2 separate regions of the Mus musculus genome follow, and region 1 is linked to region 2. A link is a loop called in an ENCODE intact Hi-C map of the cell type or tissue named here. Cell type or tissue: left cerebral cortex. All regions are shown on one strand.

Region 1 (8,000 bases), 48 kb before region 2:
AGTCCTGGAGAATTTTCATGGCAGATTTATAGTGGCAGAAACTGAGCAATCTTTGTATCCATGCTAGGGAAACCCATAAGTAAAACATGCTGTGTGCCCATTAGTGAGCTCCCCTGGAAGCTAAACAGTTGTATTACACAGTCCCCTTTGCATCTGGGGCTCCAGGCAACTCTCCGACTGATCGACATGTACTGTTGTGTAGGCCTTCTGGTCACGCTAGCCTCCTGCCTGTAGTACCACAGCCTAGTTCCCCACTTCTGTTCCCCATTCAGTAGCTTTGTGGTGGCCTTTGGACCTTTAGAGCTTATCTTTAGCCTTTTCTGTGATTCTGATCTACTAATTACCCTCTGATAAATCCATGTAAGCTTTCTTCCCTGACCAAAACTACCAAACAATCGTCTATCTCCAAAAGGAGACCCGATGTGTGACTTGTCAGGACCTGACCAGAAGTGTGGATCTTTGAAACAGAAACATTTAGATTTCTCCTTCTTGGCTAAAAATAACACTTTGGTATCTAATGTGTTTCATGGCCAGTAAATTTGGTGTAAATAATAAAGGGGCTTAAAAATAAACATTCAATGATCTCTCCAACTATATACAAAATACTTAGAAACATAATCTGTCTTATCCCCAAGCACAAATAGGGCTCTATTTATACCCATCTGCCTTGTGCAAGACTTGCAGGCACCACAAGGGAGATCTTGAATTATGTTCTGTTTATTCTTGTTTTACGTTCTACTCCTGGCTAAATTACTATGGCCTTTCTTCATTTATCTATTTTTTCTTTTACCTTATATAAAAAGATCTTGGGTGCCTTGGTAACCTTAAGGGAGCACCTCAGATGCCCTGGCATCAGGAAGTACATGTGTAACTGTTTAGGAGAGGCACAGTTCCCCTTGTCCTTACAAAGTGAGTTTTGCAGATCCTTCTCCAGCCACGTTTGACATAAAAGGAGAGACAAAATTTTAATGCTAGACTTAGAAGAGCACAGCCCTATCATTTTATAAAGATTACTCATTCCTGTTACAGAGCCTGGACCAGGATTGGACTCCAAGGGTGAAATAAAATGACCTGGAAGCCAATGAAAAGAAGCCTCTAGTGAAAGCGGAGCCAGTCCTCCATCTTGCCACGGCCATAGGCCTCTATGCAATGCACACAGCTAGACCTTTCTCATTCTTGGCTTTACACACTGCCACTAGCTATACTGTGGGTGGGTGGGGGGAGCCCTGAAAAAAATCTGTTCTCATTTTCCAAGACTACACCTCAATTCCCAGCACCCACATGAGGCATCTCACAAGAGCTTTAGGGAATTCACTCCTTCCTGACATCCATGGGACACACACACACACACACACACACACACACACACACACACACACACAAGTTTTGTTTAAAAGGTTTTAAGGCATGGTTTCTCAGAGGATTCTAGCATTGTAGGCAAAGCTATGACATGTCACACAGTATTCCCATGACAGAATAAGTTCTTCATAAAGTGAAGAACAAGGATATCCCTTTGCAGTAACCTCAGGATCATCATTACTGCTGTGCACAATGGCTGCTGCTCGGGTTCTTGCTGCTCACAGTTCGTATACTTTTGCTTAGTGTTGTCACTCTCTCCTCCACACATACTTCACACTTCTTACACTGTTGTCCTTAGGGGACCATGCCTAAAATAAGCCAGCTTCCTCTGCTCTAAGAAGGAAGGAGAAATCCCTGGTGTTTGACAGATGTGTGGAATGTGTAAGCAGCTGCTCAACACACATGTGAGAAGCTGGCACCTTTCTGAGTACCTGCTTAATAAGCATCCCTCTCTAAAAGTGGGAGGACCCCTACATTCAAATGATGTTACCTACTCTACACCATAGATTGCACCAACACCTGGCAACGGGGTGTGAGCTGGACGACTCATGGTCAACAAAATCTCAGGAGTAATTTCAACCAAGAGGTGTAGGGACTGGGGACATGGGGAACAAAATTGTGTCCACACACAATAGCAGCAGCACAGCTTTAATGAGATGCTGAGGTTCCTGAAAGCAGCACTTCTCAGGCTTTCTGAGGACTACCAGCTCATGTTGGTTCTACAGTTACGGTAATTTCCTATATTGCTGGTGCCCTCTTTATTTCCCTTTCCCAGATCTGTTACCTGGATTTCTCTCGCCCCTGTCTACTGGGTTCCAGGAACTCACCAAGGTTTCTTCTGACTCTGGTTCTTTGACTCCCTGGTGTCCACTGGAAGGTCACCCAACGGCTGATGACAAAGTCCAAACACCCACCACTCAAGTTTCACAATATATATTCCTGTCGCACAGTACTGTGTTGCAGAAGAACACTTTCACACAAGCATACATTGAGTACCTTTACTGCAGAGCCCCTACCCTCTCCATCATACCCCTGCACTTTGGTTAGTCCCCTTTCTTCCCCTGGACAGTTTTGTTCACTTTTCATGTCATATAAACATATATGCCTTTATGATTCATATAAAATCTAGGAACTACAATAGAGAGAAAACTTGTACTATTTGTCTTTCTGGCCTTGACTTAACTCTCTGAACCTTGTGGTCTCTGTTTTCATCTCTCATGCTACAAAGGCATAATTTTGCTCTTTAGAACTATAAAAAGCTTCGCCCATTCCTCTGTGGTGATGGCACCTAGATTGGTCCCAAACTTAGCTGCTGTGAATATAGCTACTATAAACATGGGTGTGCAAGTATCTCTGTGGTGTGTTGACCCAGAAATAAGCCAGAGTATTTCTTCCCTCCTCTTGCATGTCTTGTTGTCTCTTAGCTAATAACTTCCTCTCTCCATAACCTGCCAGCATCCCTCCTGCAGGCTCTGCTAACATTATTTTTATCTTTCTCCTTTTCTTCTTAGAGATAACAATGTCTCTCTACTCTCACTGGACCGAGGGCCACACACTTTGTTTATCCCTTAAGTCCTATCTGGGCCTCTATAAACAATTGTTCACATTGTTTTAACATTCTGGGTAAGTTCTATTTCTGTCGGGAACTCTCAATCCCTTCCAGAAAATTCTCCCATTGCTGTTAGTACAATTTGCCTCTGTTGGTTTTGACTGTTATCTGTAGGAAGATACTACTCTATAGAAAGGCTAACAATTCCAAATGAAAATGCCATGATGAGTTACTCTCCCTTTAAAATTCAATTAAATTGTAAAATAAAATCCATTTGAAAAGGGATCAAAGGACAAAAAAGGTCATAGACTAGAAGTCAAACATAGATATAGTGAAAGATTGATGGAAACAAGAGTCACGGGCCTCTGAGAGGAAGGAGAAGTGATGCCACACGAATATGGCACAGCAAACCAAGAGGGCAGCAGAAGGGGCTACACAGAGGCAGCGAGCGAATGCCATCCACCCACACTTGTGCAAAGTGAGACCGCAGACTCTCAGGGGAAGACCTGGAAGACAGCTCTGCCCTAAGCAGAATTAACTAAAAGCCTGAACATGAAGTGGCCGAAATCCCAGGTCTTTCCTCCTCTGAAGGAGCTTGATGATGAACACTGGAGGAGTGGCTATTTCAGTAACTCTGGAATCAGGCAGGGTGGGAGCAAGAACACCTTCATGGATCCAGAATCCTAGCAGTGTGGCTGTGTGTGTGAGTATGTGTGAGCATGTTTGTGTGTGTGTGTGTGTGTGTGTGTGTGTGTGTGTGTGTCTGTCTGTCTGTCTGTCTGTCTGTCTGTCTGTCTGATGTGTTTCTGTGTCTCTGTGTGTGTCTGTAGGTTTGTGTCTGTATGTGTGTCTGTTAGTGTCTGTAAGTCTCTGTGTGTGTATGTGTTTGAGTAGGTGAGTGAGTGTGTGCCTCTGTGTATGAGTGTGTAAGTCTCTGGGTATTTCCCTTCTCTCTCTCTCTCTCTCTCTCTCTCTCTCTCTCTCATGTGTGTGTGTGTGTGTGTGTGTGTGTGTGTGTGTGTGTGTGGGTGTGGGTGTGGGTGTACTGGAGAACCTGCTTCTAGATGCTGAACACTAGAAATCCCACAGAGATATAGAGAGTTAAACAAAGTCAGTGCCCAGAGGAGCCCATAGTTAATGAAACCCAGTGTCAAACCTTGAAAGATTCTTCATTAGTGTTTAGCCCAAGCATGAATGGAAATCTTGATCAAGAAGGACCATCTCACTGTCCTCCATTTCATAGACCACCTTACCTTATAAGCACAAAAACTTGGACACTGTAACTTTGAACTTATCACAAAGAGGGAAAGGTGACATTTATGTAAAAATACATACTCTATATGTCTTGAGTAGAAATAAATTTCCAAAATATATATGAAAATAAGCCTCTATTCCTATATTTGCCTTAATTTACATTTATAATGATAAACTGTTCTAATTATCTACATAGAATACAATTGTGGCTATTCTGAATTTTTTGAGCCAGGATCCTGATGTAGTCTAGAAAGCTGGCCTGGAACTCTTTGGCCTGTAAGTTACAGCAACTTGTCCACTGGTTTCCAAGTGCTAGAGTACTTTGGATTGTTTAAACCAGTATTATGAATTTAAATTTGTAAATATCTTCCTTATAACAATATTATGAATGCACTTACTATGATAAAGGCAAATTTGCAGGTCTTTGGAATATCTAGGTATCAGCTATAATATTCAATTCAATTAGAATAAAAATATCCTGATGAAGATTAGATAAACAGTGTTCTAGTGGAACTAGACACATAGTCTGGAAAGGTTTCTTATAAAATTAAATATGCAACCACCATAGGTACCCTGCAATTATATTTTGAATCACTAATCTCACACATTCAAGGCTTATGATAAAAAGTTACATAACAATCTGTAAAAGAACTTTCACAGTAGCTGTATTTATAATATTCAAAACTAGAAACAACTCAAATGTCCTTCATTAATCGAATTGTTAAATTAACTGTGGACTCTCCGTACTGTGCTATCTCAGCCAGCCATAAGAAGAAAACAATATACACAATTTGCACGATGCTTGGGGAAACTAAACTAAGCGAAACTAGCAATATAAAATCTTTACACACTATATGATTCTATTTATTTCATTCTTGAAACGACAAACATGTAAAAATGATGATGAATTCGTGATTATTGGGACTACAGCATACGGGAGGGAAAGGAGGTGGAACTGGCTATGACAGACTTGGCTGAAGGATCCTTTAATTAAAGACAGTCTTTCTTCTGCATCTTAATGTCATTGTCCTATATGTGATGTCACACTGTAGTTTTTGCAAAATATTGCAATTGATGGTAACCAGCAAAACACAGAGGCTTGATCTCACCATATCACTTCTAACCACTGGATATGGATCCATAACTACTTGAAAATAAGAACTTTAACTTAGTACTGACATATCAATTCAAGATAAACTAGAAAAATAGAATACAAAGACATCTAAATAAGATATAAGACATTTTTAAAATGGACTCGCCTACAGATGGTCCAACATTTAACTAACATAACGTCTAAAAGTGAGAGTCCAGTGAAAATAGGAAGAAAACCAATAGTGTGAGAAGCTGTCATGAACTGAAGAACGGGAGGCTTCAGATGTAAAAGATGAAGGAAATGACACTTTTGTGCGTCAGCTTGACAGCGTCATGGGATGCACATATCTCCTGTTGAACTTTACTCTGAGTCTCTTCAGGTGTTTCAAGATAGGGACATTTGAATCTGGAGAGTATGGTAACCTGTCTTCCTCACTAGCACTGGTGGCTGAACCAAACCACTAAAGAATTAAGCAAAATAGTGAAAGCTAAGACCAAGCATTTCCTGCTTGACCTAAGCATCTCCCTGCTTCTATGCTCAGACTCACTGATATGCTCATATCAGCTGCTTTGGTTCTGTGCCCCCTCCCTTTCAGACTGTGGTTTCTCCCATGTTTATGGACTTTGAATATAGCCTGGAAGTACCCATTGGCTCACCTGGGACACCAGATTGAAGATGCTAGGTCATTTGAGTTCATAATTGCATAATCTAAATTCATATAATAAACCATGTCTTTGACTTATACACACACATAATGCATACAAATGAGTAGTCTCTTTCTCTAGAGAGCCCTAATTTTAGAAAAAAAAAAACCCCTCATTCAGTGCTTTTCAAAACAATGTAAAAGGCTTCACTATATCACCAGGGTCCAGAGATATAAAGGGTCTCAGATCTCATACAACTCACAAACTAACAAGTTAGCCTGCCACAAGTTCCTAAATTCTAGCACAATGCTTCTAGATTAGAGATAAAGGACTTTTAAAAATGTAATCAAAATTAGTTTTATATTCATGTAGCTTTTTTTTTTACACACATTCTTGACTCCATAGGAAAAGAAAAGTATGATAGAAAAAGAAAGAGAAACCAAGATATGTCTTGTCAATGCTATAAGGTTATAGCACATCTGAGAAACTTTGACCTTGAAAAGCACACGTTTTGTATACTGGGCTTCAAGCAAACCCTCCCAAACCTTGCACCAGTACTGCACAACACATACAACTGCCCTGTAATAAAAATGGACACACAGTGTGTTTTATATTCTCCATGCAAATATATTTGAAAAGACAGTTCAGAAATCTGTCAGTTTCCTCAGCTCATGAAATCAGTAAAAACTCTAGAATGTTCTCTATGGTGAACTGATTAAATAAAATAAGGAGATTTAAAATTTGCTACAAAGGAAAAAAAATGAAGTATAGGGTTTCCTCTATCAATCTTAGTTCCTGGAAGACAGCAAAGCTATGCCAAAAATCTAGAGCAAATTATATTAAACCTAAAATGTATACCAAGCCCAAACACCAATCCAAACATAGCAGAAGAAACAAGTTGAGGCACTTACTGTTGTAAATGGTAATCATTTCCAAGCACCTAATACAGAAACCTGCCAACAATTCATGCAGCAACTCAAATGAAAGTGCAAAAGGAGAGCTGGAGAGATGACTCAATGGTTAAGAGCACTGACTACTCTTCCAGAGGTCCTGAGTTCAATTCCCAGCAACCACCTGGTGGCTCACAACCATCATGTAGTAGGATCCAGTGCCCTTTTCTGGTGTGTCTGAGACAGCTACAGTGTACTGTATTTATTTCAGTGTATGAAATAAATAATTTTTGAAAGGAAGGAAGGAAAAAGGAAGATGAAAGAGAAAGGTTTAAAATCCAGCATGTGAGTCAGCATAGGTTATCAGTAAAGAATGTCTGTGAAGAGAGTGAAGGAAATACCAGCTACACAGGAAGTCATAAGAGCCTGAGCTGTAGACTAGAAGGGAAGAAGATATGATCTCAAGGCTGAGACCTGGTGCTACAGCAAGTACAAGACTAGATGTTTGAATAAGAATGGGTGGGAGAGCTGGCCTTGCTGTTTGTCTTCTGTGAGGTGGCTTGGGGGGATGGGGAGGACCATCCAGACACTGCCCCACCCGGGAATCCATTCCATAATCAGCCACCAAACACAGACACTATTGCATACGCCAGCAAGATTTTGCTGAAGGGACCCTGATATAGCTATCTCCTGTGAGGCTAGGCCAGTGCCTGGCAAATATAGAAGTGGATGCTCACAGTCAGCTATTGGATGGAACACAGGGCCCACAATGGAGGAGCTAGAGAAAGTACTCAAGGAGCTGAAGGGGTTTGTAACCCTATAGGTGGAACAACAATATGAACTAACCAGTACCCCCAGAGCTCCTGTCTCTAACTGCATATGTATCAGAAGATGGCCTAGTCGGCCATCATTGGGAAGAGAGGCCCCTTGGTCTTACAAACTTTATATGCCCTAGTACAGGGGAATGCCAGGGCCAAGAAGTGGGAGTGGGTGGGTAGGGTAGCAGGATGGAGGGAGGGTATAGGGGACTTTCAGGATAGCATTTGATATGTAAATGAAGAAAATATCTAATAAAAAATTTTAAAAAATAATGTTAGGGACTACCTGCAGCCCGGAAGTCATATACATATAAGTAACACTAAATTTACTCAGCTATATTAATTTAATATTCAAATAAATAAACGGACATGAATTTGAGATGGGGTAGGGGA
Region 2 (8,000 bases):
GGATAATCAAGGTTGTACCTCATGCTGCAACTGAACTTAGTAATGTGTAAGAATCACCCACGTAGTACTACTGGTTTTAAAAGTATGAAGGGGTCATGGAGAGTAGCAGAGGCTTGGCACTGTCAGGAACTAAGGAAGGCCATTGGTGAAGGTACGGCTTCAGTTGTAGTTGATGGCCAAGGACTGAAGGGGTAATGGAAAGGAGTTTGAGACTTGGCACCATATAGGAAGCTTATGAGAGACTCAGGATATTGGAGATACCAGTACCATGGGATGATCACCAAGAACAGTTGCCACATCAGAGTCAACCAGAGCCTAGAGTGTTACAGAGGGCAGATCTGGATATATAAAACTCTTTGGAGGAAACCAGAAGATTATATGTGGATCACAGACATTGGAACAAGAAGTTGTAACATTGATGTTGCCTTAGAGAACCCAAGATCTTTGAGATGCCAAAGCCATAGGATATCTCCTGAAGAATGCTGATAACGGGGAATGGAACCAGCCCAGGAGAAAGAAGCTTGTTGCAGTCAACAAAGATGGAAAAGGAGTTGGAGATAAGAAGACTGCTTTGACATCAGACATGGAGATACAGAGTTAAGAGTTTGTCTTTCTGGTTTCCTGTCTTGCTTTAGGAATTACAGTTAAATGAATGAATCTAAGAAGAAACTTTGAACTTTGGATTTTTGACATTGTTGAGACCAGCCAGGCAGTGGTGGCACATGCCTTTAATCCCAGCACTTGGGAGGCAGAGGCAGGAGGATTTCTGAGTTGGAGGCCAGCCTGGTCTACAGAGTGAATTTCAGGACAGCCAGAGCTATACAGAGAAGCCCTGTCTGGAAAAACAAAAACAAAATAAAACAAAACAGCCAATCAATCAACAAACAAACAAAAAAAAACATTGTTGAGATTACTATAGACTACAGGGACTTATAAAGTTGGACCAAATGTATTTTGCATTATGCTATGGTAGGTATGGCTCCCATAGAGTAATATATGTGTATAGGCCTATGGGAACCATGGCTAGAATGCCATTGTTTGAATATGCTTGGCACAGGGAGTGGTACTATTTGGAGGTATGGCCTTGTTGGGGGATGTATGTCACTGTGGGCATGGGCTTTAAGACCCTTGTTCTAGCTGCCTGGAAGCCAGTCTTCTCCTGTTTGCCTTCAGAACAGGATATTGAAATCTCAGCTCCTTCAGAGCCATGCCTGCATGGGCACTACCATGCTCCTGCCTTGATGATAATGGACTGGACTTCTGAACCTGTAAGCCAGGTCCAATTAAATGCCATCCTTCTAAGAGTTGCCTTGGTCATAGTGTTTGTTCACAGCAGTAAAACCCTGACTAAAACAATCTTAATGACTGCATATTTGCTATTACCTCACCTCAAAACTCCCCAAAGAAGTCTCATCCATTTCTGCTCCACACATAGCTCTGTTAGAGAGCAGGCAGATCAGGCTGACACCAGCACCTCCATTGTGACTTATGTGCAACTGTCATACCACACAACACCTTCTGGCACTCTCAGCAGCTTACTCAATGACTTATGTAGAGAGCTACACAGGCTCTTCCAGCTGTTATCTACCTCCCAGACTTAAATCCATTATATTGCATGCAAAGTTCAATGTTTATTGCCATATAGTTAACCACTGCTAATATCCCAGTAATAATAAACCTTGGATCTCTCCACTAGAATTTGAATCTTCTAAGCAAAATTTACCCTTTGGCCAAGACCCATAACTTCTACAACACCCTGCTGTCTATCCCTGTGTGCTGGTTAGTTGCCACCTTGTCACATCTAGATTCACCTGGAAAGTGAGTATCTCAATTGAAAATTCCCTCCATTAGCATAGTCTACAGACAAGTCTACAGAGTGTTTTCTTGATTACTGATGCATGTGGGCAGCACCACACCTAGGAAGGTGGTCCAGGTTTGTATAAGAAAGCAGTCTGAGCAAGCTATAGAGAATAAGTAGGACTCCTCCATGGCCTTTGCTTCAGTTCCTGCCTCCAGGGTCCTGCATTTATTTAATGCCCTGACTTCCCTACATGGTGGATTTTAAGCTGTAAATTTAAATTAACTACTCTCTCTTCCCCAGTTTGCTTTTGATAATGGTCTTTATCCAAAATATAAACATCTAAGACACCATGAAAAATTTCACATTGGAATCTGTGGATTATCCTCCTGCCCATCTGCTTCTTTCACTCACAAAATACTGCTCTCCTAAATTCCATCTCCTAAACTCCATCTCCTAACATCTCCTTCAGCCCTGACTGATCGTCATTAGCCTCCCAGCTATTGTCTAGGCCCAAGAGCTTGTCACCTCTCTAGACTGGCCTCTAGCATCCTTACTGTGACTACATCTCTGTGGACCTCCTATTCCATTCAACCATCCTTCATTGACTCCTTTCCCTGGGACTATTATTTACAGCATGGTTCTTTCATCCTAGCCATGCTACTTGGAAGCCATCTACACAGCCTCAATTCTCCCCAGGTCTCTGACTTCTTGAGCTACCATTTAATGTAAAAGGTAGAAACTGCCTAAAGATAAATTTACTCATGTTCTTGACAAGAAACCAGCAACCACATTTGCATCTGTAGCTATTTTTATTTATTCTCCATTCTCCAGTAGGGGAAATGGATACATCTTGGTCTTGTTGAGTTTGAGCCCTCTACTTGGATACCAGGTCCCAGATAGCAGCGAACAGATCTGGCCATTGCTAGATTTCTGTCTTATCCCCCCCCCTTTTTTTTGTTCTTCAGAGCCGCCCTGACCATCTAAACAAACTCAAACCAATAATTTAATTGTATGTTTTATGGAGATGTAATCTATATAGCACATCCCTTCAAACAACTGGTGCTTACAGTAATTGTGAGCATATTCAGAAATGAATTATAAACTATTAGTAATGAGGTATGCAGTTTCACCATGGCCTAAATTTAGAACATTTTATCTTCATCTAAAAGACCCTCTACCTACTCACTATTGATTAAGCTTCATATCCTCCCATACTCTATTACATGGGAAACCTGTGCATTAGCCATTTCAGGACTTTTTTTTTTTTTTTTGGAAATAGAATCATAGAATGTATATCCTTTTGTATCTGGCTTTTTCACTTAGAAAATGTTTTCAAAGTTTACCCATGTTGTAGAATCTGCCAGTTATTCATTCTTTGTTATAGCTGAAGTGGTTCTCCAGTATTGTTATGTCATAGTTTATTTATTCATTAGTCAATAGGTATATGAGCTCTTTGTCTTGTTTCATATATATTACATATTATGCATTGCACATCGCACATTGCATATCAGACACCACACACTATATACCAAACACCACTTACCACACTATATTTTATATAATCATATATCATATATCACATATCACAGTTCACAGTTTACATATCACATTTTATATTTCATGTATTATGAATTATATTATGTATATAATTACACATTATATAATTAAATTATATATAATATATGATTGACTCATACTGTAATGGAAGCTGATAAACCCCACTATCTTCAGGTTGAAGCAGCAAGCTGGTGATTTAGAGTATTAGATGGTTAATTCCAGAGGTCAGTAGCCTATAGTGAGCCATGTTTCAGGCAGGAAGAAAGCTGAGTTTCCACTTAGAAAGCCATCCATCTTGAATTCACCCTGTTCAATAGAATTTTTTTTTCTGTTTACATTCTTACTCACTGAAACACACACACACATACCAAGAAAGACAATATGCTTTATTGAGTCAAATTTACATGTGGGTCTCATCTAAAAGCACCTTAGTATAAATACCCAGAATATTGTTTGACCAAATGTCAGACCATCTCATGACTTCATTTACATAAAGGCAGTCCAGGCTTATTTCCACTCTGTATATGTCATGGATATTCCTGCTGTGGATGATGTTCTCTGTGTGGATCTATATTTTCATTTCTCTTGGATACATATCTAGATGTTGTGAAGTTGAAACTTAAGGGTTCTTTGGAAAGTTGGTTGGATAGTGTTTTGCTGGGGCAAACATGTGAAGGAACATTTAGCTGAAGTAGACGTAGGAAAAAAGATGTTCTGCTAAAGCGAGCATGTGAAACGGCATGCGATGGATTATTTGCTAAGGACACACATGTATTGGTCCTCCTTACATTGCTTAATTGATCTGCATTGGTTGGGACTCCATAGAGAGAAACACACTAAGAAACTTCTGGTGGTGTGCTGCAGTTTCTTGCTGCTTCCAAGGACTCTGGCTAATTGGCAGAGTGATGTCAGCTGAGACAGATGCATGTGCTGAGGCAAGACTCGTGGAGGACAGTGACGTTTGGAGGTTATAAAAAGGACAGGACAGACAGGACAGATGGGAGGCTGAGCTAGGCTTGCTTGTAGAGCTAGTTGTGCAAGGCTTATGGGTCTTGCTGATCTTTGCTTTGCTGAGAGAAGCTCAGTTGAGAACTTCTGGTGTCCCTCCGGGTCCCTCTTGCTGACTTGTGCTGATGTTGAGGCCTGACTGTCTCTGCTACATAGTAACACCACTGCTGATTCCTGTTTGCTATCCCGACTCTACCATACTAGACTGCTGGTTTATTCTTGAAGTGTTTGTGAGTGGTTCGAGCTACCACTGCTGACCTGTGAACTGAACTGATGATTTCCAGATAGCACATATGGGAGTTGCTCCAAAGAACCTTTCTAAACAGGTCCACTTACTGCCACCCACCCACCCACACACATACACACACAAGTATTCTTTCTTTCCTACTACCTCTGGTGGGTGGTAGGCTGAAAGGGAGGTTAAAGTTTAAGAACCATCATTAAAAATGAGGCTTGAGAACATTAAAGTTACAGTGTAGAGTGTGCTAACCCTGCTTGACCTTTTGAGGAAGTACCAAGCTGCTTTCCAAGCAGCTGTTCCAGTTTCGTTTTTCAGTAGCCATCCCAGACAGTTCCAATTATATCCACATTCTCACCAACACTTGTTATTTCTGTTTTCTGGGTGAGGGCCATGATGATAACTGCCAAGTGCTATCTCAATGTGGGTTTGGTTTAATTTCCCTGATAGCTAATGGATATAAGCTCTTCCTACTTTGTCATTTCTTGAGACATCAACTCATGTGGTTTGCCAACTTTTGAACTGAGTTGCTTTTTCTTCATTGGCTTATAATAAATAGATCCCTATATAGTCATACTGTCTTCTTTATTGTTTTTGTTTGTTTGTTTGTTTTGTTTTGTCTTATTTTGTTTTTTCTGAGACAAGATTTCTCTGTATATCCCTGGCTGTCCTGGAACTCACTCTGAAGACCAGGCTAGCCTTGAACTCAGAAATCAGAAATCTGCCTGCCTCTGCCTCCCAAGTGCTGGGATTAAAGGCATGTGCCACCACTGCCCGGCTCATACTGTCTTTATGAACAAATCCTGTAAACAAACTCTGTTCTAGGAACCTCAAGAACCATTTCATGACCTTGGGTCCTTCATTCTTGGGTCCTCTCCTGGGTCCTCTATCTTCCCAGAATTCTGCTATATTATCTCGAAAAATTACCTGTGGGCTTAGGAGATGTCCTGTGCTTCCTTCATCGTGACATTAAAATTCCACTTTCACTGTCAATGATGAAACATTTGTGACACTCACCTTCCCTTCTCCACAGGCTTGTGAGATGTGTGTTGTTATAACTCTTACTTTACAGATTCCAAACTCCAATGTCTAGTATATCCAGGATGTAGGAGAGAACCTAAGGAACGCAATCTCGAGCCTGTGTTCTTTGCATGCCACTGTATCCTCTCTCATCTTTATTAATTTACTTTGTCAAGAAGATGTGCATCAATTGCTTTTTCTAGCTTTCTGTATTCCATACCAACTATACACTGGTCAGAGAATAACTCTAATTTGCTCAGCACCAACTTTCCAGACCTATTCTAATGCTTCTTGAATCGGGTACCTTAATAAATCATTATTGAATTAATGTCTTAATTGCTCAGATAATCAGACCATGTCACATGGTACTCAAACCACATGGTGGCTTTCTTTGGAATAAGTCTACATGGTTTTGAAGGGATAGAGGTCCCATCATACCAAAAACAGCACCCTTCTTGCTTTTTGTTTTGTCACTTAAATCACATGCATTGCATTGTACAGTTCTCAGCTATTTATGATTGTTCAAATTTTTTTTTGTTTTTTTCATCAATGTGACAAATAATCTAGGTAAACATCTTAAATGTCAAAGATTCATTCTGGAATCTGCCTTGTGGCTTTGGGAGTTTGGGCCCTTGCTCAGCTGTCCCCACTGCTACTGGATGACTGTAAGACAGACATCATGACAGTGGGACCACAGGACAGAAGAAAGTGCTTATCTCTTGGCAGGTTGGAAGCCAAGAAAAAGACAAACAAGGGTCAGAGTGAGAGGTAGCCAAATACGCACCCCTATCCACCCACTTCCTCCAGCCAGGTCCCACTTTCCACAATTCTTACCTACTCCCAATAATCATAAGTTAGATCAATGCCTTCAGGGTTCATACCCGTCCTAAAAGCTCCACCCTGGAACATACAGCTAACCAAGCCTTCAGCACTAGACTTTTGGGAGGAGATTTCTTATCTAAACCATATTATTTCAATGCTTGACTCTTCAGAGTCCTGCCCATGTCCTCACACAAAATGCAAGTGGTTCATCCCCAGAATCCCCAAAATTTGAGCATTTCTTTGAAGTCCCAGTTCATAGACTCACCTGAGATTCAAGACAAGCCCTCAATTGCAAGCCTTTATAGAAACCCAAAGCTTTTTTACATCCTCCCAACATACAGCAGCACAGAGGAACCATCTTGGACTTCACAAAGTTTGAAAAAGTTGATCCTTCATTTGTTTGACATAAGTCTCTTATTTGTCCACTGAAGATAACTGTCTTCTTCCAGGAATCTTCTCTGACACACAGAAAACACTCTCAGCACACATGCTATGTAAAGGGTAGCCTAATATATTGAATTTGTGTTTTAGTTCCCTTTATATTTATCATGTTCATGGAACAGTTAGGGCATCTCCTATGTGCCAGGCTCTGTGTTTGAGTCCAGAATCAGAGTGATGAGTGAGATGAGGTCTCTGTGTTTGTGGTTTTTGTATTTCCCTGGGAGGGGCTGACCTTTAAATGAACACAATGTTCCAAAGAAACCAAATAATAAAGACCTGGGGAGTATTTGGGGGACATTGCTGAACAGTATATGGTCAAGGAAGGTCCTTCTGACAAGAGGATATCTGAAAGAAACAAAGAAATTACATATTCAACATGTTTCTCCAAGAAAAAGACCTAATACAGAGGGAGCAATAGCTTTGTGGGCTGGAGACTAGACTGTGCTAGCCAAGGGGCAGCAGAAGAGGTGCAGCAAGGTGGTGGCACCAGAGCTTGGAGGTCACAGCCATGTTTGAGAATGTTGGTTTCAGTGCAATCTATGTTATTCAAGGGTTTCAAACAGAAACATCTCACAGCTATATACATACACACTTGTAGGTGGACAGAAAAATACACATATCTTTTTATTCATTTTTACTACTAGGTAAAAAGTATGAATGCTTACTTAAAAGATACTTCAATACTGCTAGTAAGGCAAGAGAGGCTGTGAGGTAAGAGCGGGAAGATACATGTAGGAGGCAATGTTGTGAAGTCTTAGTTATAGATTGGACTTTGGAGGAGACAATGATGAGTGGAAGAGTAGGGTGTGGTGAGCCCTTGGAATCTGACCTCTCTGGGGAAATCCGATGCTGTCTAGTAAAAGGTAAGTTAGGGGATAGGCAGATCCAACAGTAGGAAAGTTTGGCATTAAAGGGTGACTACCAGCTCTTTTGTTTTCTTTTAACATAATTTGACTTTAAACTTCTCTAGTTTTAAGAGTAGAATCCAGCATATGTGTTTATAGCTAAAGAAAAAGGCTATGTTTTGTAAACCTCACCACAGAAGAGTTGCCATGTGTCTTTCCTTACTTGGGCCTCAAGGAACAGCAGCATCTACTTATTGTGTTCTGAAAC

Evidence for each region. Peaks named below come from ENCODE experiments on the same cell type or tissue, not always from the same donor. Only the 100,000 strongest peaks of a DNase experiment are listed, where the experiment ranks them.
Region 1: it touches region 2 in a loop (1.9-fold over the local background); 3 of 42 quality-filtered maps call a loop at or near these places.

What each region holds. Positions count from the first base shown.
Region 1 is chr1:55,811,902-55,819,901 of GRCm38, reverse strand. No RefSeq gene overlaps it. Among named protein-coding and RNA genes, the nearest start is that of Gm32949, 73 kb to the left of the region's middle. In left cerebral cortex, no CTCF peak of the experiment used is centred here; no DNase peak of the experiment used is centred here.
Region 2 is chr1:55,763,851-55,771,850 of GRCm38, reverse strand. No RefSeq gene overlaps it. Among named protein-coding and RNA genes, the nearest start is that of Gm32949, 120 kb to the left of the region's middle. In left cerebral cortex, no CTCF peak of the experiment used is centred here; a DNase peak (open chromatin) is centred at 4,948.